4 separate regions of the Homo sapiens genome follow, and regions 2, 3 and 4 are each linked to region 1. The links are chromatin contacts, found by Hi-C or POLR2A ChIA-PET in ENCODE. All regions are on one chromosome and are shown on one strand. Each heading gives the region's core, a stretch centred on a gene start or an enhancer-like site at or near the end of the contact. The rest is flanking DNA. Distances are from core to core; before and after follow the strand shown. Region 1 holds the start of CDKN1B (cyclin dependent kinase inhibitor 1B). Region 2 holds the start of RIMKLB (ribosomal modification protein rimK like family member B). Region 3 holds the start of SLC2A3 (solute carrier family 2 member 3). Region 4 has its middle 25 kb from the start of SLC2A3.

Region 1 (4,741 bases), core at 2,242-4,741:
CATTGTGATCCTTGAAACACTTCCTTTTCCCTCTCCGCTTATTGTTTCTCCATAGCATTTTTCACCTCCTTACATAGTATGTACTTCTTTCATGTGCTGTGTTCATTTTCTGTCTCCTCTCCCCTTTTTGGAATGTCAGCATCATTCTAGTTTAAATCTGTTTGTTTACTTCTGTGTTCCCAGAGCCTAAGGATAATGTCTGGCATAGAGGAGGCACTCAATAAATATTTGTTGAAAGAAAGAAGGAATAAGCAAATTAATAGAAGGTGCTCCGTAAATATTTGTGAAATTGAATTAAAAGTGTCAGAAGGAGATGACTGTGAAATTCCCAAAGTCTAAAAATATGTGAGCTTAGAAGAATGGTGGAGTTGAGTGCTGCCTCATTATAAACATCCTCGAGGAAGGACTGAAACTGTGTGCTTGCGGTGGGAGGGGCAGCTGGGCAAGGAACCGTGAACCTTCGCAGAAACATTTGGGGCTGCAGAACTTGGGTGAGAGCGCTGCATCTGGGAGCTGGCGACGCTGGCGGCTTGCTCATTCACCCCATCTGAACACTTGTCTATGACACAGGTGTTTTCTCTTAAGTTATTTTGGTCTTTGCCTCTCTCCTCAGGTTGTGAAGATTACAGAAATCTGGGATGGCTTATGGGACGCTTCTCAGCCCTAAGTAGGAAAACAGCAGTGAAAATGGCAACCAAAACATCACGCAGGACTGGGGGTTTTGGGGAAACAGCTCACTTTAGAGCAGTGCAGTGTAGAGCTTTCCGTCTTTTACCAGGGTCCACCTTTAACACTGTTTATCTGAAAATTTTCCCCCTGGCTTACTCGCTTGCAGCTGCCCACTTTGCAGAAGGATGGCGCTCTGATCTCTACGCTCCCTGTTCCTTCAGGGACTCCATAGTATTTTTTTTCACGCGTCGTCGCTACTACAGCAGACGCCTGCGTTCTCATTATTTGCTGTACAGATCTCCGGTGCCTTGACTGTAAACAAAACACTTTAGATCATTGTGAGGTCGATGTAAGCACAGCCTTTCTGCTGGCAGCCAGACTTCTTAAGGTGGTGTGACTGTGACTTGCTTACTTTTCGAGATCAACAACAACAAAGCGACAAAATGGTGCTCCTACATATTAGTTGAAAGATTCAGCATGTGAAGGGGATCGAAGTGTTTATTTTCCACTTCCATATAAGACATGAATTCCATGAGTAAAATCAAACTTCTGTGGCAAGGTGAACTACTCTAGAATGTCTCCATTTACATACATGTGGTAGTTTGGGTGTTTATGCATATGGATAGATGCACATATATAGAGTTCCTGTGTTGTCTAGCAATTGTTTTAAAATTTGGACAATTATCTAATTTCTAGGGTAAGGTATAAATTATGGTAGGGAGGCCTACCCTAATTTTCCTGTTCCTTTTCCCCCAGTCTGCAGTCCAATAAATTGACAGCCTTAAAAGTAGAAAAACTAAAGAGGATGAGACCTCTTGCTTGATCCTAGGTGAATTCTTTTCTGTCAGTTAGGTAGGAAGTCCTGACTTGAAAACTAGTTCTGGGCACTGCCCCCTTTACTGTTCTCTGGGTATCAACCCCTGTCCTTCAATTTTAGTTGAACTAGTGGATGGTGATACCACAGGCTCAAGACAGCTGCATTTAAATATCAGTGACCACAGGCCACATCAAGGAAACATCTGCAGGCAACCCAGGGCCTGGGAAGGAGCCATTTTCAGTCACTTGTAAGACAGCAGGACCTGCAGACTACAGCACAATCAAACTCAGACAAAACCCTGAACCAGTGAGAACCATTAGGAAGGAAAGGAACAGAAAATGAACCAACCTGAGTGTTAGGAGACTTGCATCTAGTCCTGACTCCGGTACCAACCGAATGCATGTCCCTGGACAGGAAACCTCTCTGAGTCTCGATTTCCTCCGTGGTAAAAAGGAGAGGGTTAAACCACAGGGTCCCGAGGGTCCCTTCCAGCTGTCACATTCTGGAGCGTATGAGATGAGGTAGGCACACAAAGTGGACAAGATGTGGCTAAGAAAACAAGCTACACATCAAGCTCATCTGTAGCATAGGTGCTTAAGAAAACTTTGCTGCTGTGTAATATTAGAACGGAAGGTTGGTTTCCAGTAAAATGCATTAACTTTGGCTCAAACCAAGATGATGGGTACCGGGCATGGGGGTGGGGAGGCAGTTGAAGATCCACTGAGCTTTGTCTCAGGGCAGCCCTGCTCATCGTCCTACTTTACCTTCCACCACGGTGCTCAAGCCCACACTGAGAGAGAAATTTCCAGCTGCAAAAGGGAGAAGAGAAACGCTGGAATACTAGTATCGGACGTTAGGACATGGTTGTGGTGTTTTAAAAATCATTTCATCATCTGGAGTTTGACCCCGAGGGGAGTATTTTCACCCTTCAGCCCTCTGAAAGCATTCACTAGCATCTGAATATTGTTCTGAGTTTGTTGGAGCAGTGAAATCTGGTGAGAGAGAAGGGTGGAGGAAGGAAGGAGCTGTTGTATTTGGCGGCTGGACTCAGGTAGAGGAAACTGCTACAATCCCGGGAAAGAACAGAAAAGTAGAAAGGGACGAGTTCCCACACGCAGCCAATGTCCATGGCCTTAACTGTGCTTGGGAAGGAAGATCCTGGGCCAGGGGTGTACCCTCGTTTTTCAAAACTAAACGTGTCTGAGACAGCTACAAAGTTTATTAAGGGACTTGAGAGACTAGAGTTTTTTGTTTTTTTTTTTTAATCTTGAGTTCCTTTCTTATTTTCATTGAGGGAGAGCTTGAGTTCATGATAAGTGCCGCGTCTACTCCTGGCTAATTTCTAAAAGAAAGACGTTCGCTTTGGCTTCTTCCCTAGGCCCCCAGCCTCCCCAGGGATGGCAGAAACTTCTGGGTTAAGGCTGAGCGAACCATTGCCCACTGCCTCCACCAGCCCCCAGCAAAGGCACGCCGGCGGGGGGGCGCCCAGCCCCCCCAGCAAACGCTCCGCGGCCTCCCCCGCAGACCACGAGGTGGGGGCCGCTGGGGAGGGCCGAGCTGGGGGCAGCTCGCCACCCCGGCTCCTAGCGAGCTGCCGGCGACCTTCGCGGTCCTCTGGTCCAGGTCCCGGCTTCCCGGGCGAGGAGCGGGAGGGAGGTCGGGGCTTAGGCGCCGCGGCGAACCCGCCAACGCAGCGCCGGGCCCCGAACCTCAGGCCCCGCCCCAGGTTCCCGGCCGTTTGGCTAGTTTGTTTGTCTTAATTTTAATTTCTCCGAGGCCAGCCAGAGCAGGTTTGTTGGCAGCAGTACCCCTCCAGCAGTCACGCGACCAGCCAATCTCCCGGCGGCGCTCGGGGAGGCGGCGCGCTCGGGAACGAGGGGAGGTGGCGGAACCGCGCCGGGGCCACCTTAAGGCCGCGCTCGCCAGCCTCGGCGGGGCGGCTCCCGCCGCCGCAACCAATGGATCTCCTCCTCTGTTTAAATAGACTCGCCGTGTCAATCATTTTCTTCTTCGTCAGCCTCCCTTCCACCGCCATATTGGGCCACTAAAAAAAGGGGGCTCGTCTTTTCGGGGTGTTTTTCTCCCCCTCCCCTGTCCCCGCTTGCTCACGGCTCTGCGACTCCGACGCCGGCAAGGTTTGGAGAGCGGCTGGGTTCGCGGGACCCGCGGGCTTGCACCCGCCCAGACTCGGACGGGCTTTGCCACCCTCTCCGCTTGCCTGGTCCCCTCTCCTCTCCGCCCTCCCGCTCGCCAGTCCATTTGATCAGCGGAGACTCGGCGGCCGGGCCGGGGCTTCCCCGCAGCCCCTGCGCGCTCCTAGAGCTCGGGCCGTGGCTCGTCGGGGTCTGTGTCTTTTGGCTCCGAGGGCAGTCGCTGGGCTTCCGAGAGGGGTTCGGGCTGCGTAGGGGCGCTTTGTTTTGTTCGGTTTTGTTTTTTTGAGAGTGCGAGAGAGGCGGTCGTGCAGACCCGGGAGAAAGATGTCAAACGTGCGAGTGTCTAACGGGAGCCCTAGCCTGGAGCGGATGGACGCCAGGCAGGCGGAGCACCCCAAGCCCTCGGCCTGCAGGAACCTCTTCGGCCCGGTGGACCACGAAGAGTTAACCCGGGACTTGGAGAAGCACTGCAGAGACATGGAAGAGGCGAGCCAGCGCAAGTGGAATTTCGATTTTCAGAATCACAAACCCCTAGAGGGCAAGTACGAGTGGCAAGAGGTGGAGAAGGGCAGCTTGCCCGAGTTCTACTACAGACCCCCGCGGCCCCCCAAAGGTGCCTGCAAGGTGCCGGCGCAGGAGAGCCAGGATGTCAGCGGGAGCCGCCCGGCGGCGCCTTTAATTGGGGCTCCGGCTAACTCTGAGGACACGCATTTGGTGGACCCAAAGACTGATCCGTCGGACAGCCAGACGGGGTTAGCGGAGCAATGCGCAGGAATAAGGAAGCGACCTGCAACCGACGGTAATGACCCTTTCCCAACCATAGAATGTGTTTGGGGCCCCGCTTTGCCTGCTGGAGGGTGTTAACCTTAGCTTGCTTTTCGGCGTATTCTGATTTAGCTTTGGGAGAGCTAACTTTATTGGTCTTAGGTGTTCAGTGCTACCTGGCCCACTGCTTGTCTGTTTGTGACTTTTAAGTCAGAAACTGGAGATGGTAAGATCCGATAATTTCCCTAACTTAATACATCGCGGTCCCTCTCACTAGCAACTCCTAGGTATGTGACAAAGTTGGGATGTTTATCAACGGTCCGCCTCCTGGCTAGGG
Region 2 (4,763 bases), core at 346-2,845, 4.0 Mb before region 1:
TGTTCCTCTAAATTTTGTAAACCAACTAGACGCCTATCCTAGGTTACTCTCACTGACCTAACATTATAATAGCACTAAACACTTTGAACAGCACTTGATCTGTGTCAGCTGTTAAATATTATATACTTATTAACTCATTTACTCCTTATGACAACTCCATGAAGTAGGTGACTATTTTTATCCTCACTTTTACAGCTCAGCAGATAAAGATACAGAGAGGTTAAGTTACTGCAGAGGTTCACATAGGGAGTGGAACCATAAATCCAATCCGGGCAGTCTGGATCCAGAAGTTACCACCCTGGGTTATGCTACATCTTTTAAAGGACTCTCGAGACGCTGAAGGAAATTAGTCAAAAAATTTTTTAAAAGCAGAAAATGAAATTATATTGTCAATTGACTGGGAGAGGAGCAGTGAAAAGTTGTTGGCTGAGGTCACTGAGACAGGGCTGAGACCAGCAAGAAGGCAAACTGGTGAGCACATTACCGTACCTCACACCTGGTGTCTCTGGTGACTGAAGTTATTTGGAAGTGAATCTTCCATGTAAACCTGGGAGGTCGTCTGTAGCCCTTTTTTTTTCTCCTTAAGAAAATGTAATAGCGTAGTTGAACATTCATATTCTTAGCCTCCTTTGGGCTATACTTTTATTTTTTATACATAGTTTTAGAATTTACAAAATGCTCTTAAAATATCTCATTTCATTCTCACAACGACTCCGGACTGTACTCTTTTATCTTTTCACAACAAAGGCTCAGAGGAAGCGTAGCAACTAACTTGTCCAAGGTTTACGCCGGTTTCTAGGGGGCAGAGCTGGCGCTATCCACCCCGCCTGTATCTCCAAACCCGCTTCAGCCAGGAAATTTATCATGTGGTTTTAAATTTGCCTCTCAATATACAGAGGTACTGTCTTTACTCCAGTCCCGGATAAAGACCTTCTAGGTATGAATGATCTTTGTCTCCATATCTTTGCCTACCGGAGGGAGGAACCACCGTAAGCGGAGACTCCGGGCGGCGGCCGGCGGAAGGGCTGGGCGGGAGGCGTCGGGATGCCGGCAGGACCCTGCGCCCGAGGGGGTAGGGGGCTCGTGTCGGGGTTCCAGGCGCAGATTGATGGGGCCTAAGCAGGGAATGTGAGGGCGGGGAGGGCGTACAACGGAAGGGACTAATCTCGCGGTTTCGAGTTGGGAGCAAACCTCGCCCCCCACCCCCCCCATCCGTTTCCCTTTCTCAGTGAAGACGGTTTGGGGGCGGGTGGGGAGGCGCGTCCTCGGAGCGCCCTCGCGCTCCCTTTTCGCTCCCCGCGCGCGATCCATCGCCTCTCTTCCCCCGAGGCCAGCGATGGCTCGGGTGCGGGCGAGGAGCTGGGAGGGCGGCTCTCGACGCAGGTGTCAGATCCGCTCGGCAGTGCTCGGCGCGCTGGCCCGGCCCCCAGCTCCTCCGGCCGCCGCCCCCCGCCCGCCGCGCCGCGGCGCCAGGAGGGCGGGGCCGGGGCGCGCGCCGCTCCTCAGCAAGCGGGCGGGCGGCGTTCGGTCTGAGGGAGCGGGGCGGTCTCCGCCGGCGTCGCGCGCGCTGTGTGTGAGCGGGGTCGCGCGCGCGCGCGGCAGGCGAGTGAGGGAACGAGGAGCGGCCGGGTGTGAGTGTGTGGGAGTGAGAGTGTGTGGGAGTGGGGTGAGGGAGAAGCTGACGGGACGCGAGGCTGTGAGAAACTGGGCGAGTGTGCGAGGACGCCCGGCCAGCCTGCGGGAGCCGCAGTCGGCGGAGGAGAAAGGAGGCGGCTCCCGGTATCCCGACCCCCTCCCCCTCCTCTCCTTCCCCCACTTCCAGCCGCCCGGCGGCCCGCGCTTCCTCGAAGGCCCCAGCCCGGCTCAGTCGGCCGAGAGCGAGGGAGGAGCCCCCCGACCCAGGTGAGCGGTACGACCGCTGTTGCCCTCGGGTGTAGAGCAGTGAGGCGAAGGCGCGCCCTCCCGAGTGGGCGAGTTCAGCGGAATGGATCCCCCGATTAGCGGGGGCTGGGCCGGGGAGGGGACCGGCCCGAGCGCGCCCGGGGTCCGGGGCTAGTTGAGGCCGGTGGTCGCCGCTCCGCGGAGTCGGTGGGGAGCGAGGCGGGGCCCGGCCTTCGCGCGTGTGCCGGGAGGCGCCGGCCCGTGGCGTGTGCGTGCGACCGGGCGAGCCGTGTCGAGGGGGCGGCGACTTCGGGCGTGTAAGGAGTATGGTTTCCCCGCCGGCGAGGGGGTGTGGTAACCCCGGGAACGCCGGCTGGAGTCGGACCCGCGGGCTGCTGACCTGTCCTCGGGATTGCGGCGACACTCCCCCTCCCCCCCCTTCCCACAAATTCTATGGAGCGACCGCGGGAGGAGGATCACGTGGTGCGGTCCCGCAGCTACTGTATTCGATTCCACGTTTTCCTCCTTACGTGTAAATTTTAGAGAGTGTGACAGTCATTCCATCTTTTCCTTTGACAGTCTCTGAATGAGAAGGGGATGACCAAATAATTGCTTGTCCAGTTTTGATTCTTTAAAAATTTGAGCATGATGTAAATATTACACTACTTGCCCCTCACCCCCCCCCAAAAAAAACCCAAACCAGAGTGGTAATAATTTCAATCTCCCCTTATTAATATGTCCTTATCTCTGATCACACATTTGTTATTTCACTGTTTTATCCCATTTGTATTGGCGAATAGCGATGGGGTGGTAATTCTGTTCTGTGAGGGGTTATTGCACTAACCATGCTCAATGCAACTGCTATGTAAATTCTTTCAGTATGCTGTCATTTTCCCATTAGTTATATATATTGTTACCACATCTTTGTGGAGTTAGGTTCAACTCTAAATAGGTATAGAAAGTATATGGGCAGCCTACTATGCAGATTTTTTTTTGTGGGCTTGGTATGTTCATTATATTTATGGGTGTTCTTAATTATTAACTATAACCATTTAAATTGAAATGTTTTTAAATCTCATTTTTGTTACTTTCACAATATTGGGTACCTTAAAGGTCATTTCTTCTATTTTAAAAAATGATTTCTTAAAAGCAATTATGAGAATACTTTTAAGATATTCATTTGGAATAAAACACTCTCTGAAATTCCGGTCTCAGAGATTTAACATTTATTTCCTAAATTTTAGTATGCAACCCTCTAATTTTAAAAATAATCATAGTTAAATTTCTTTTCCAATGGTTACTGTTTTATTTGGTTAGTGTGTCAAAGGGGAGGAGGCCTATTTTGTCTTGAGGTAATCCTATTTTATTCTTTTCTATCTTGGTTAGTGCTGTTAATTTCCTTCTTTCATGTCATTGATTTAGTTGTTAGTTTGGCAACATGGCTGTTGATGTTTTTTATCTTTCTCTGTCTCCCTTTTTTCTCTCTTGTCTTCTCTTACCCCTACCAGGTGCTGGAGTCTGCTTGTCAGGGAGGGGGGCAGTCTGTGATTCTGAGAACAGAGCCAAGAAGGGGAACAGCAAATTCAGTCACAGACAATCCTCCACTCGGTCAAGAGCCACTTTTCTCTTCCTGCCTTGCCCCCCCGCAGGGGGTAAGGAACTGAGCGTTTAATCTTTAGCCGGTTGGCTACCAGCTAAAATTCTACTTATCTTAGTTTCTAGTGGATAGCTTTCTTATTTTGCCCATGTTTTCTTAGAATCCCTGTTTAATATACTTTTGTCAGTAGTAGTATCTAGGAGTAGCAGGGAGAGTGACAATAAATTAGCCCCTTCTTTTTTCCCTTGTCATTCAGGCCCCTTTTCCTCTCCAGAGGGAAATTACCAGTAAACTCTTCTAAATCTTCCACCCCTTCTCAGTCATACTGTGAAGAAACACACTAAAGTGGACATTATTTGACCAGTGAACACGAACCCAGCTTCAGGCATTGGTTTGTTGTGGCACATGGAGAAACATCTCTTTTAAAATATCTCCCAATTACCCTTTTCACAATTTGTATCCACCTAGGATTTGCTGCTGGGGTAAGTCACTAGATTTATTTCTCAAAGCTCCCCTCTCTATGAGCTGAAAGACTGACCAACCATGAACACTAGTAGGGGATGGGGAAAGGGGACAGAGCAGAGCCAGTTGTTCCACACTTTGGGAAGCAGGAGTAGCTTTTATCATCTTCCTCTGGGGAGCAGGCATAGAGACATAAACTGAGTGAAAATGGGTGGAGGAAGAACTTCTATACCCACGAACAACATGTGAAGAGAGAGAACCAAACATAAAGTAAGGAGGGTGAGTTTTATTGTATGTTGCTTGCTGACAACTGTTTTGGGGGCGCTTCAGTGATATACATTCATAGAAAGACTTTGTTTTATGGCAGATTAGTTTACAAAGAGTATTCTGCAAGTGGGATTAAGTCACAAGCAAATGAGAAAAGAGCCTCTAGAAATTGTAATTATGTGGCCTGGCGCAGTGGCTCACACCTGTAATCCCAGCACTTTGGGAGGATGAGGCAAGCTGATCACTTGAGGTCAGGAGTTTGAAACCAGCCTGGCCAACATGGCGAAACCCTGTCTCTGTGAAAAATATAAAAAGTAGCTGGGCATGGTGACGCACACCTGTAGTCACAGCTACTCAGGAGGCTGAGGCACAAGAATCGCTTGAACCTGGGAGGTGGAGGTTGCGGTGAGCCGAAATTTTATCACTGCACTCCAGCTTGGGCAACAGAGCAAGACTGTCTCAAAAAAAAAGAAAAAAGAAACTGTAATACGTTATTAGAATCTGAGGGAGGAGGAGACTGCGATAGTGAAAAAAGTATTATTTTTAAATGTTAGCT
Region 3 (4,928 bases), core at 541-3,040, 4.8 Mb before region 1:
TTATCTCTCAGGACCATGTAACCTACTGGATCTACTCACTGCATCCTGGCCCCATTTCAGTCTTCGTTTATTAAATACAGTTCTGCTATCCCTAACTCCCGCGCAGGGGAAGAAAGTACTTACTCTGAACCCAACATATAAGGGCGAACCCAACATATAAGAGACATTTCTTAGTGGGGAGAACCGGTCATCTTCACCTTGCCTGGAATAATTCAGCCGGGCGAGACATTTTCCATTTCTACCTTGGGGCAGCTCAATTTTTATACCTGAGGCCAACTTCTACGCCATTCCCCCCCACCCCACCACCCAAAATCCCTTCAACCTTTCATATCTTAAACTCCTTTCCTTTCAGGTCGGGCAGATTAGGCAGCAGGCTGGGAGCTTCAGCAGGAGAAGTGACCTTGCCTGCAGCCTCCCAGATGTCTCAGTCCCAGCTAAGCATCGGTACCCCGGAGGGCCCTGCCAGTGCAATGCTCTGTTAAATCTTTTTCCGTTTAGTAAAAATCTCTTCTGTCTCCTCTCATCATTCACTATCTTTGAGAGCCTTTTCTTCTTTAGTCTCATAATTTTCCATCCCTTTCTTATTTTCCTACATTTTCTTTCTTTCTGCTTTGTAGAGATGGGATCTCACTATATTGCCCAAGGCTAGTCTCAAACTCCAGGCCTCATGTGATCCTCCTGCCTTGGTTTCCCAAATGCTGGGGTTATAGGTGTGACCCACCACACCTGGCCCCTTATTTTTAGTTAAATTTATCTTGGTAAAAAATGCCTTTCTTGCTGCGCGCAGTGGCTCATGCCTGTAATCTCAGCACCTTGGGAGGCCGAGGCCGGCGGATCGCCTGAGGTCGGGAGTCGAGACCAGCCTGACCAACATAGAGAAACCCCGTCTCTACTAAAAATACAAAATTAGCCGGGCCCGGTGGTTCATGCCTGTAATCTCAGCTACTCAGGAGGCTGAGGCAGGAGAATCGCTTGAACCCGGGAGGCGGAGGCTGTGGTGAGCTGCGGTCGCTCCATTGCACTCCAGCCTGGGCAACAAGAGTAAAACTCAATCAGAAAAAAAAGAAAAGCCTTTCTCCCTGCAAATAATGCATATACAACACTCAATATTTTAGTATGTCCTGCACTCACGATTTTAACCCTAATAGGAAGGACAACTGGAATTCTTTCTCCTTAGCATCCACGAACCCCATATGTTATAGGACAAACAGATGGCCAGACCCTGGCCTGTGCCTCCAAACACAGACCTTTTCAAGGTCTAATGCTTCCAGAGAAGTCTTCACACTGGCTCTGAGACCCACACTTGTAATCCATACAACCAAGCAGCCCGATCCTCTAAACACTCAACCATCTCGTCCTCAGTGGCATATGGTTACCTAAAATAAACCTGAGAAGCAAACACAACTTCTCCGGGTGACTTTCCTATGATAAGGTGAACAGAACTGTATGACATTCAAAGAGAACTGATGAAGCGGCAGCAGTGCAGGCTAGAGACGAAATGAAAAGGCCTTAAGATAGCTTGGTGACTTAGGAGAAAATAGAACAAGGAGATTACCATTAATATTTGCCTTTCTGAGTGTATCCCAAACAAGCAAAAATAACCAGTAATTATATCATTCTTACCTTCTGTGTCCCCATCGCTGTAATCTAATTCAAGTCTTCAAGAAAGATCTAGGGGTGATTCCAGAAACAGCTTTTTCAGCCAACAAAACCTTCAAAATGTCCTTCTCAGCAGCAAGTTTTCTCCACGTCCTCAGGAAGGATCCAAAGTCTTACCATTACAGCATCTCTGGGTCTCGCTGGGATCATGACTATTTATAATCTCCGCAAAGGGTGGAGCCTGAAAGGGCGACAAGCCCCCAGCCCCACCCCACCCCACCCCACCCCCCTGAAGCAATCTTGTGATCTCTCGGAATTCTGTGTTATCAGAACTACCCCCGCCCCCGCCCCACAGACAATAACGCCCTCCCTCCCCCCTCTCTTAAAACCACATCCTTCCACTCTCTCCACCCTGGGTTTTTTTTTTTTTTTTTTTTTCAAAAGCTCATCCTTACTCCTTCCCTCTTCTAATAGCAGCTAGAGCCTCTTAGTTTCACAGACAAAATACTACCAGAAAAGCCTGGAGGGAGGGCAAATACACTATTTTATGCTCTCGCATCTGCTTGGGATTAAAACAATCTACAGAGAGATTAGAATAAATCTATCCATACAAAACGAAGTCAAGTGGGTGCTACTATCAGAGATTTAAGGTTGTTAGAAAGAGTGTTAGTAAGAATTCTTGATCCTATGAATTTATAGGCTGGGTCTACAATCTTTTTTTTTTCTTTTTTTTTTGAGACGGAGTACACAATCTTAAAGGGGAGGGAAAGACAGCCTGAGAGAAGAAAATCAGGGAAATAATTTTGCCAGTGTTCCTTTCTTCGCATAATCTCACCTGGAGGGAAGAAAATCTGAATTTCTAGGAGCCAGACCAACTATCAGGGCAGTAGGAATAAGAGGTTCAACTGTTTATGGAATACAATCCATATCCTTTTTTTTTTTTTTTTTTTTTTTTTGATATGGAGTCTCTCTCTGTCGCCCAGGCTGGAGTGCAGTGGTGCGATCTCGGCTCACTGCAACCTCCGCCTCCCGGGTTCAAGCAATTCTCCTGCCTCAGCCTCCCGAGTAGCTGGGACTATAGGCGCCCGCCACCACGCCCCGCTAATTTTTGTATTTTTAGTAAAGACGGGGTTTCACCATATTGGCCAGGCTGGTCTCAAACTCCTGACCTTGTGATCTGCCCGCCTTGGCCTCCCAAAGTGCTGGGATTACAAGTGTGAGCCACCGCGCCGAGCCCTATATTTAATAAGGCATTTGCCATATCACCCATTCTGAATTCTGCATCACTTTCTGCTAGTCTCAAGCTTATAGCATCTAGAAATGCAATAAATACCGAATTCAATTAAGCAGGTATTTGCCGAATACACGCTATGTATCAGGTACTCTCCAAGAAGCTGGTGATTCTTCAGTGAATAATAGAAAAAAAGGCCGGGCGCGGTGGCTCACGCCTGTAATCCCAGCACTTTGGGAGGCCGAGGTGGGCGGATCACGAGGTCAGGAGATCAAGACCATCCTGGCTAACACGGTGAAACCATTCTCTACTAAAAATACAAAAAAAAAAAAAAAAAAAAAAAAAATTAGCCGGGCATGGTGGCGGGCGCCTGCAGTCCCAGCTACTCGGGAGGCTGAGACAGGAGAATGGCGTGAACGCGGCAGGCGGAGCTTGCAGTGAGCCAAGACAGCGCCACTGCACTCCAGCCTGGGCGACAGAGCAAGAATCCGTCTCAAAAAAAAAAAAAAAAAAGAATAATAGGACAAAAGAGTTCTGACCCACAAGTCATTTATAGTGTTTCCCTTCTTCCCTTTTTATAAAGTATAAAAAGGGACTAGGGCAAGTAATTCTCACATAACTGGAAAAGATTATTAATATCCTATTAGTTATGGACTGTGAGTTTCTTGAAAGAAAAGTGTTACATAAGTATCTGATTACTAAGCTATACAAGAAAACTGAACAAGCTAAGCAGGAGAAGAAAATAGGAATGAGAACTGAGGGAGGGATAATCGGGGAGAGAGAAGAGTGGTTCCAGGTTGAGAGTAAACAAAGCAAAACAACTTGGTTTGTGTTTAAACAGCTGGGTAAGTGAGAGATAGTATCTAGGCTTTTTTGGAGGAGGAATATCAACTATCAAATTCCTAATGCCCATTCATTTGTAGCTTGCAACCCTTTCAGTACTGGAGGTGGCAGGGTGGGTGAAGGACGCTTGGTAAAGAGATAAACTTTTTCCCAGTGGTGAATTGGAGAAAGTGTATCTTCCTTTAGGGTTTTGGTTGAGGGCCTAGAATTCAAATTGATACTGCTGGACCCGAGAAAACTAGATTACTGTTGCTTCCTTTGCTTTAACGAGGATATTGTTAAAATCTGATTTGATGACAACTCCCCTCCCCCATCTCACCATTGCCTTCCAGGAAATGCTGAGCCAGAGGCCCCTTTAGTCACCACAGCAACTGAATTTAGTATCTAAAGGAAAAAGGATATCCCAAAGGGCAGTGCTGTCCAATAGAAATATAATATGAGCATGTCACATTATGGTTTCTAGTAGCCACACTAAAAATTTTAAAAGAAACAAGATAAATTTTTTTCATAATTATTTTATTTAACCCAATATATCCAAAACATTGTCATTTCAGCATGCATTCAATATAAAAATTAATAGTTTACTTTTTTGTACTAAGTCTTTGAAACATATTGTATATTTTAAATTTACAAATTAAAGGGATATGTAGCCCCACCAAAACAACAAAGTTGTGTTTATCAGGAAAATATTTTAAGTTGCATATCGAGCGTTGCATGCAGGCAAATTGCATACAGCCAAGCCTGGCCGCCTAGCCCAGTCGTACACCAGGGTGGTCTTGATCTCTTGATCTCTCTTTTTTTTTTTTTTTTTTAGACAGAGTCTTGCTCTGTTGCCCAGGCTGGAGTGCAGTGGCGCGATCTCGGCTTACTGCAAGCTCCACCTCCCGGGTTCACGCCATTCTCTTGCCTTAGCCTCCCGAGTAGCTGCGACTACAGGCGCTTGCCACCGTGCCCGGCTAATTTTTTGTATTTTTAGTAGAGACGGGGTTTCACCGTGGTCTCCATCTCCTGACCTCGTGATCATCCCGCCTTGGCATCCCAAAGTGCTGGGATTACAGGCGTGAGCCACCGCGCCCGGCGATCTCTTGATCTCGTGATCCCCCCACCTCAGCCTTCCAAAGTTCTGGGATTGGCTGGGCGCAGTGGCTCATGCCTGTAATCCCAGCACTTTGGGAGACTGAGGCGGGCAGATCACCTGAGGTCACGAGTTCGAGACCAGCCTGGCCAATGTGGTGAAACCCTGTCTCTATTAAAA
Region 4 (4,324 bases), core at 513-3,012, 4.8 Mb before region 1:
AATCCAACCACCTCGGCCTCCCAAAGTGTTGGGATTACAGGCTCGAGCCACTGTGCCTGACCTATGGATACTTTTCAATACAGTGTTTCATAATTAAAGGTCTACATTCTTTTAACAGGGCTTCTCCCTAACTTTGGTAACCCTCCAGTGCAGCAGAGCCTAACTCCCTGGAAAAGATTCACCGAGTTCTCTAGGAGGAAAAAGACTACTGAAGCCCCAGGATGCTGTTTATCAAATGGGGTTCTAAAATGGGCTAGGAGGTGTGGTGCTTTATGCCTATAATTACCTTGCTTTAGGAGGCTGAGATGGGAGGATGGCTTGAGGTCAGGAGTTTGAGACCAGCCTGGGGAACATAGCAAGACTTCATCTCTACAAAAAAACTTTAAAAATGAGCCAGGTGTGGTGGTGCCATGCCTGTAGTTCCAGCTACACCGGAGGCTGAGTAGGCAGGATCCCTGAACCCAGGAGTTTGAGGCTGCAGTGAGCCACTACCCTCCAGCCTGGGGAGCAGAGTCAAACCCTGTTCCCTCTTTATCTGCCACCCCCACCCCCCCAAAAAAAGAAAGAAAAAATAACATAGACTAGGCAAATACCCCCGAAAGTGAATGCAAATGTATTTTAGTGTACTCTTGAGGGGCGGTGAGGTGCAAACTCTCTTATCACAGTCTCAAAAAGGAGTACAAGACTCAGAATACAGCCAGATTGGCCTCCGGGCATTGAATGTGGTAGGAAGTGGGGAGGAAGCCACTGCAGAGGAGCCTTAGTGTGGAAACAGCAGGTGTGGTCTGCTTGCAACAGAGGTTCTCCTCCCACTTTTAGGGACGGCTCCTGGTGGAATCACAAAGAGCAAGCTCCTTTCAAGCCTGAGGCCCCAATTCCTTTCAGGCAAGGGGAAGTTAAGAGAAAGGGCAGGTAACATTAGTGCCTGATTAAGGTACTTAAGCAAAATAGCACTACAATCCTCAGAACATGCCATAGTCTGAAGAGACAAAAACTCTTCACCCTCACTTGTATAAGGGGTCACTGTAATATTTTAGCATTTGCCTTTAGCAACTTGAAGAGGAAGAGATGTGAAGTAGCAGCGGCAAAGCTCTCTTAAGTGAAAAAGACTCGTGTATTTTCCTTTTCCATACATTTGACACCACAGGCATTTAACACATTTTTAACATTCAGTGGCTGTTACATACTATACAGTTTTCTAGCTATTATACTTGTAGTAATTCTATGACCTGATGCATATTCTACTATACATACTTCATTTACAAGTGCCACACAATCTTTCTGTGTAGTGAAAAATCAGCTTCCCGGCCGGGCGCGGTGGCTCACGCCTGTAATCCCAGCACTTTGGGAGGCCAAGGCGGGCGGATCACAAGGTCAGGAGATCGAGACCATCCTGGCTAACATGGTGAAACCCCGTCTCTACTAAAAACACAAAAAAATTAGCCGGGCATGGTGACGGGCTCCTGTAGTCCCAGCTACTCGGGAGGCTGAGGCAGGAGAATAGCATGAACCCGGGAGGCGGAGCTTGTAGTGAGCCGAGATTGCGCCATTGCACTCCAGCCTGGGCGACAGAGCGAGACTCTGTCTCAAAGAAAAAAAAAAACAAAAAAAACCCGTCTTCCCTAATTTATGCATTTTTCTTACAAATAACACAAGCTGTTGACCTCTTATTTTTAGCCTCCCAGCTGAATAGGGCAGTTACAGAAATATTTGGATGAGGCGGGCCCAGAAACCAAAGAATTTCTTCCTGTCTGTATCTACCCTGTAGGTTAGCCCCGCCTGCTGGCGTCTTGCTTTTGTAAAAGGCTGCGTAAGCAAGTGCAGACGTGAGTTGCAGATCATCTTGAATCTCCGGAGCGACAAGCTCCATCACTCAAAGCGGATCAAATACTCTGGTCCCTTCTTTGTTCTTCTGTTTCTCTTCTCCTCCTATGGAATTTATCCTCCTGTTGATGCCACCGAGCGATACGACAACATCTTTATCTCCCTCAGCGTCCTGTTTTCCTTCATCCTCTTTGGTTCTTGGTCTGTTTGGCATGGATGTGCACAATCTCATGGGAGTGCAAAATCTCGAGTACTTCTTGCATGATTCAATGCAAATTTATTGCAGCAATACTCTACCTGTTTTTAAAATGTGTGCAACAAGTGTTGACTTCAGTGGCCTGACCCTATAATCCTGTAACTGTTTAAGTGTTCGGACATGGGAAGTTGCTTTGATTACAACCACAATATTCAAAAACTAGATTCCATGTAGATTTATTTATTTTCTTTATTTATTTTTTGGAGACAGGGTCTTTCTCTGTTGCAAAAAGGAGCTGGCTGGAGTGCAGTGTCACGATCTCAGCTCACTGCAGCCTCGACCTGCTGGGCCCAAGTGATCCTCCTGCCTCAGCCTCCTGAGTAGCGGAGACTATAAGCACATGCCACCATGTCCAGCTAATGTTTGTATCATTTGTAGTGACAAGGCTTCACCATGTTGCCCAGGGTGGTCTCGAACTCCTGGGCTCAACTGATCCACCCTGGCCTCCCAACGTGCTAGGATTACAGGCGTGAGCGAACCCCAGGTAAATTTTAAAATCCAGCTTAATTCCAATTACATGTAAGTGGCTGCTTTAAGCTAATGGAAAATAAGCAAGTTTATAATTTTTAAAAAATGAAATTCAAAATTAAGAGATAACCCATGAAATCTTATACCCTGACAAGTGGCCCTTTAAAGGCTGTGGACCTTACCTTGATATTCTCTGGCCTTCTTCCCCTAGATACTATTAATAAACAGCAGCAGACTAACGTAGTGACAACAAGAGTGAATAAGAAAGACAAATGGCCTGAAAAATCCACAAGGGGATATAAGTCTGGGTTCGTTTATTTATACAGATCTACTATGTTGCCAAACCCAGTTTATATTCTGAGGATACTATGGTGTGGTAGGAGAACTCCATTTCCTGTTTGCATAGAATTTAAATTCTACTGGGATGAGGCTATGTATTCATTTTTACGTTTTATTTCTTTTTTGTTGTTGTTCTCGAGACAGAGCCTTGCTCTGTCGCTCAGGCTGGAGTGCAATGGTGCAATCTCAGCTCACTGCAACCTCCACCTCCTGGGTTCAAGGGATTCTCCTGCCTCAGCCTCCCGAGCAGCTGGGATTACAGGCGTGCACCACCACGCCCAGCTAATTTTGTATTTTTAGTAGAGATGGGGTTTCTCCATGTTGGTCAGGCTGGTCTCAAACTCCCGACCTCAGGTGATCCACCTGCCTCAGCCTCCCAAAGTGCTGGGATTATAGGTGTGAGCCACCGAGCCTCCGCCCCACCCCCACCACCATTCTTCTTAACGATCTAAATTTAGACTTTCCAAACATACTCGAAGTAGATGTGAGGAGCTTAATCAAATCATCACAGAAACATTCGTCTCTGTAGTGGTAGAAATAGGTACTTGATAAATCAAACTGTCAGTTTCTTCTGTTACCTCATTTATAATTCATAACAATATTTAAAATTTGCTATTGTCATCCTCATTTACACCAAGAAATCTCTAAGTAATTTGCTCAAGGACCCACAGTTTGGGGCAGAACTAGTTGTCCATACTATACTATAGTATACTACATTGTTGTAGATTAAGAGAAATATATCCAATGTATGTTAAGAAGAAAGAATCCGGGGCCGGGCGCGGTGGCTCACGCCTGTAATCCCACCACTTTGGGAGTTCGAGGTGGGCGGATCACGAGGTCAAGAGTCCGAGATCAGCCTGGCCAATATGGTGAAACGCCTTCTCTACTAAAAATACAAAAATTAGCCGGGTGTGGTGGTGCGCGCTTGTAGTCCCAGCTACTCAGGAGGCTGAGGCAGGAGAATCGCTTGAACCCGGGAGGCGGAGGTTGCAGTGAGCCGACGTCGCACCGCCACTGCACTGCAGACTGGACGACAAAGCGAGACTCCGCCTCAAAAAAAAGAAAAGAAAAAAGAATCCGGGATAGCCACTCTTTCTCCATCCACGTCTATCCTACCCTTTTACGCCTAGAAATGGAGCCTGTTCTTGCCCCTTCTTAGGCAGCTTGTCATAAACAGGAAGCATGTGTCCTGGGTGCAAGACATCTGGAGACTGACGATAAGTGGCTGTTCAAGGGTTGTAGGAAAAGGGAGACATTCTCCCCCGCGAGTTTAGTAAAGATTCTATTCTTAGGCTCTAGAGAGAAGGTGAAAGGAAGTTGAGGATGCCAGGCAGGGAGGCTGGATAAGGGAAGGAAAGCTCTTGCTACTTATCAGTGTTCTGTCTGCAAAGAAGAAACGTCAAAGGGAAAAAAGGGGGAGTCTCCTTCAGTAATAAT

The links. Hi-C counts contacts between places; a loop is a spot of excess contacts on that map. ChIA-PET counts read pairs that join two places held with the same protein, here RNA polymerase II (POLR2A). Pooled maps may share reads with other maps.
Region 2: a pooled map shows a loop between it and region 1 (2.7-fold over the local background). The contact joins the promoter of RIMKLB here to the promoter of CDKN1B in region 1. A Hi-C loop is called at or near these places in 6 of 50 pooled maps. POLR2A ChIA-PET finds 5 or more read pairs at or near these places in 2 of 52 experiments (OCI-LY7 and PC-9).
Region 3: a pooled map shows a loop between it and region 1 (2.3-fold over the local background). The contact joins the promoter of SLC2A3 here to the promoter of CDKN1B in region 1. A Hi-C loop is called at or near these places in 4 of 50 pooled maps.
Region 4: a pooled map shows a loop between it and region 1 (4-fold over the local background). The contact joins the enhancer-like site here to the promoter of CDKN1B in region 1. A Hi-C loop is called at or near these places in 6 of 50 pooled maps. POLR2A ChIA-PET finds 5 or more read pairs at or near these places in 2 of 52 experiments (activated CD8-positive, alpha-beta memory T cell and activated T-cell).

The regions. Positions count from the first base shown.
Region 1 is chr12:12,713,877-12,718,617 of GRCh38, forward strand. It overlaps CDKN1B (cyclin dependent kinase inhibitor 1B), which reads left to right and starts at 3,492. Exons shown (of 3, transcript NM_004064.5): 1 at 3,492-4,438. The coding sequence starts at 3,964. It also overlaps a transcript of GPR19 not described here. RefSeq lists enhancers at 320-389, 570-749, 820-949, 3,466-3,515, 3,596-3,695 and 2 more and silencers at 2,876-3,445, 3,870-4,058.
Region 2 is chr12:8,696,396-8,701,158 of GRCh38, forward strand. RIMKLB (ribosomal modification protein rimK like family member B) reads left to right here and starts at 1,596. Exons shown (of 6, transcript NM_001297776.2): 1 at 1,596-1,902. RefSeq lists silencers at 1,401-1,500, 2,031-2,200 and an enhancer at 1,425-2,391.
Region 3 is chr12:7,934,397-7,939,324 of GRCh38, forward strand. SLC2A3 (solute carrier family 2 member 3) reads right to left here and starts at 1,791. Exons shown (of 10, transcript NM_006931.3): 1 at 1,624-1,791. The coding sequence starts at 1,638. RefSeq lists an enhancer at 1-852, a silencer at 1,920-1,969 and a cis regulatory region at 3,818-4,165.
Region 4 is chr12:7,959,094-7,963,417 of GRCh38, forward strand. No RefSeq gene overlaps it. Among named protein-coding and RNA genes, the nearest start is that of SLC2A3, 25 kb to the left of the region's middle. RefSeq lists cis regulatory regions at 718-843, 1,616-1,950. Within about 2 kb of position 1,763, at least 34 of the 41 ENCODE cell types and tissues checked have a DNase peak (open chromatin) inside an H3K27ac peak, as active enhancers do.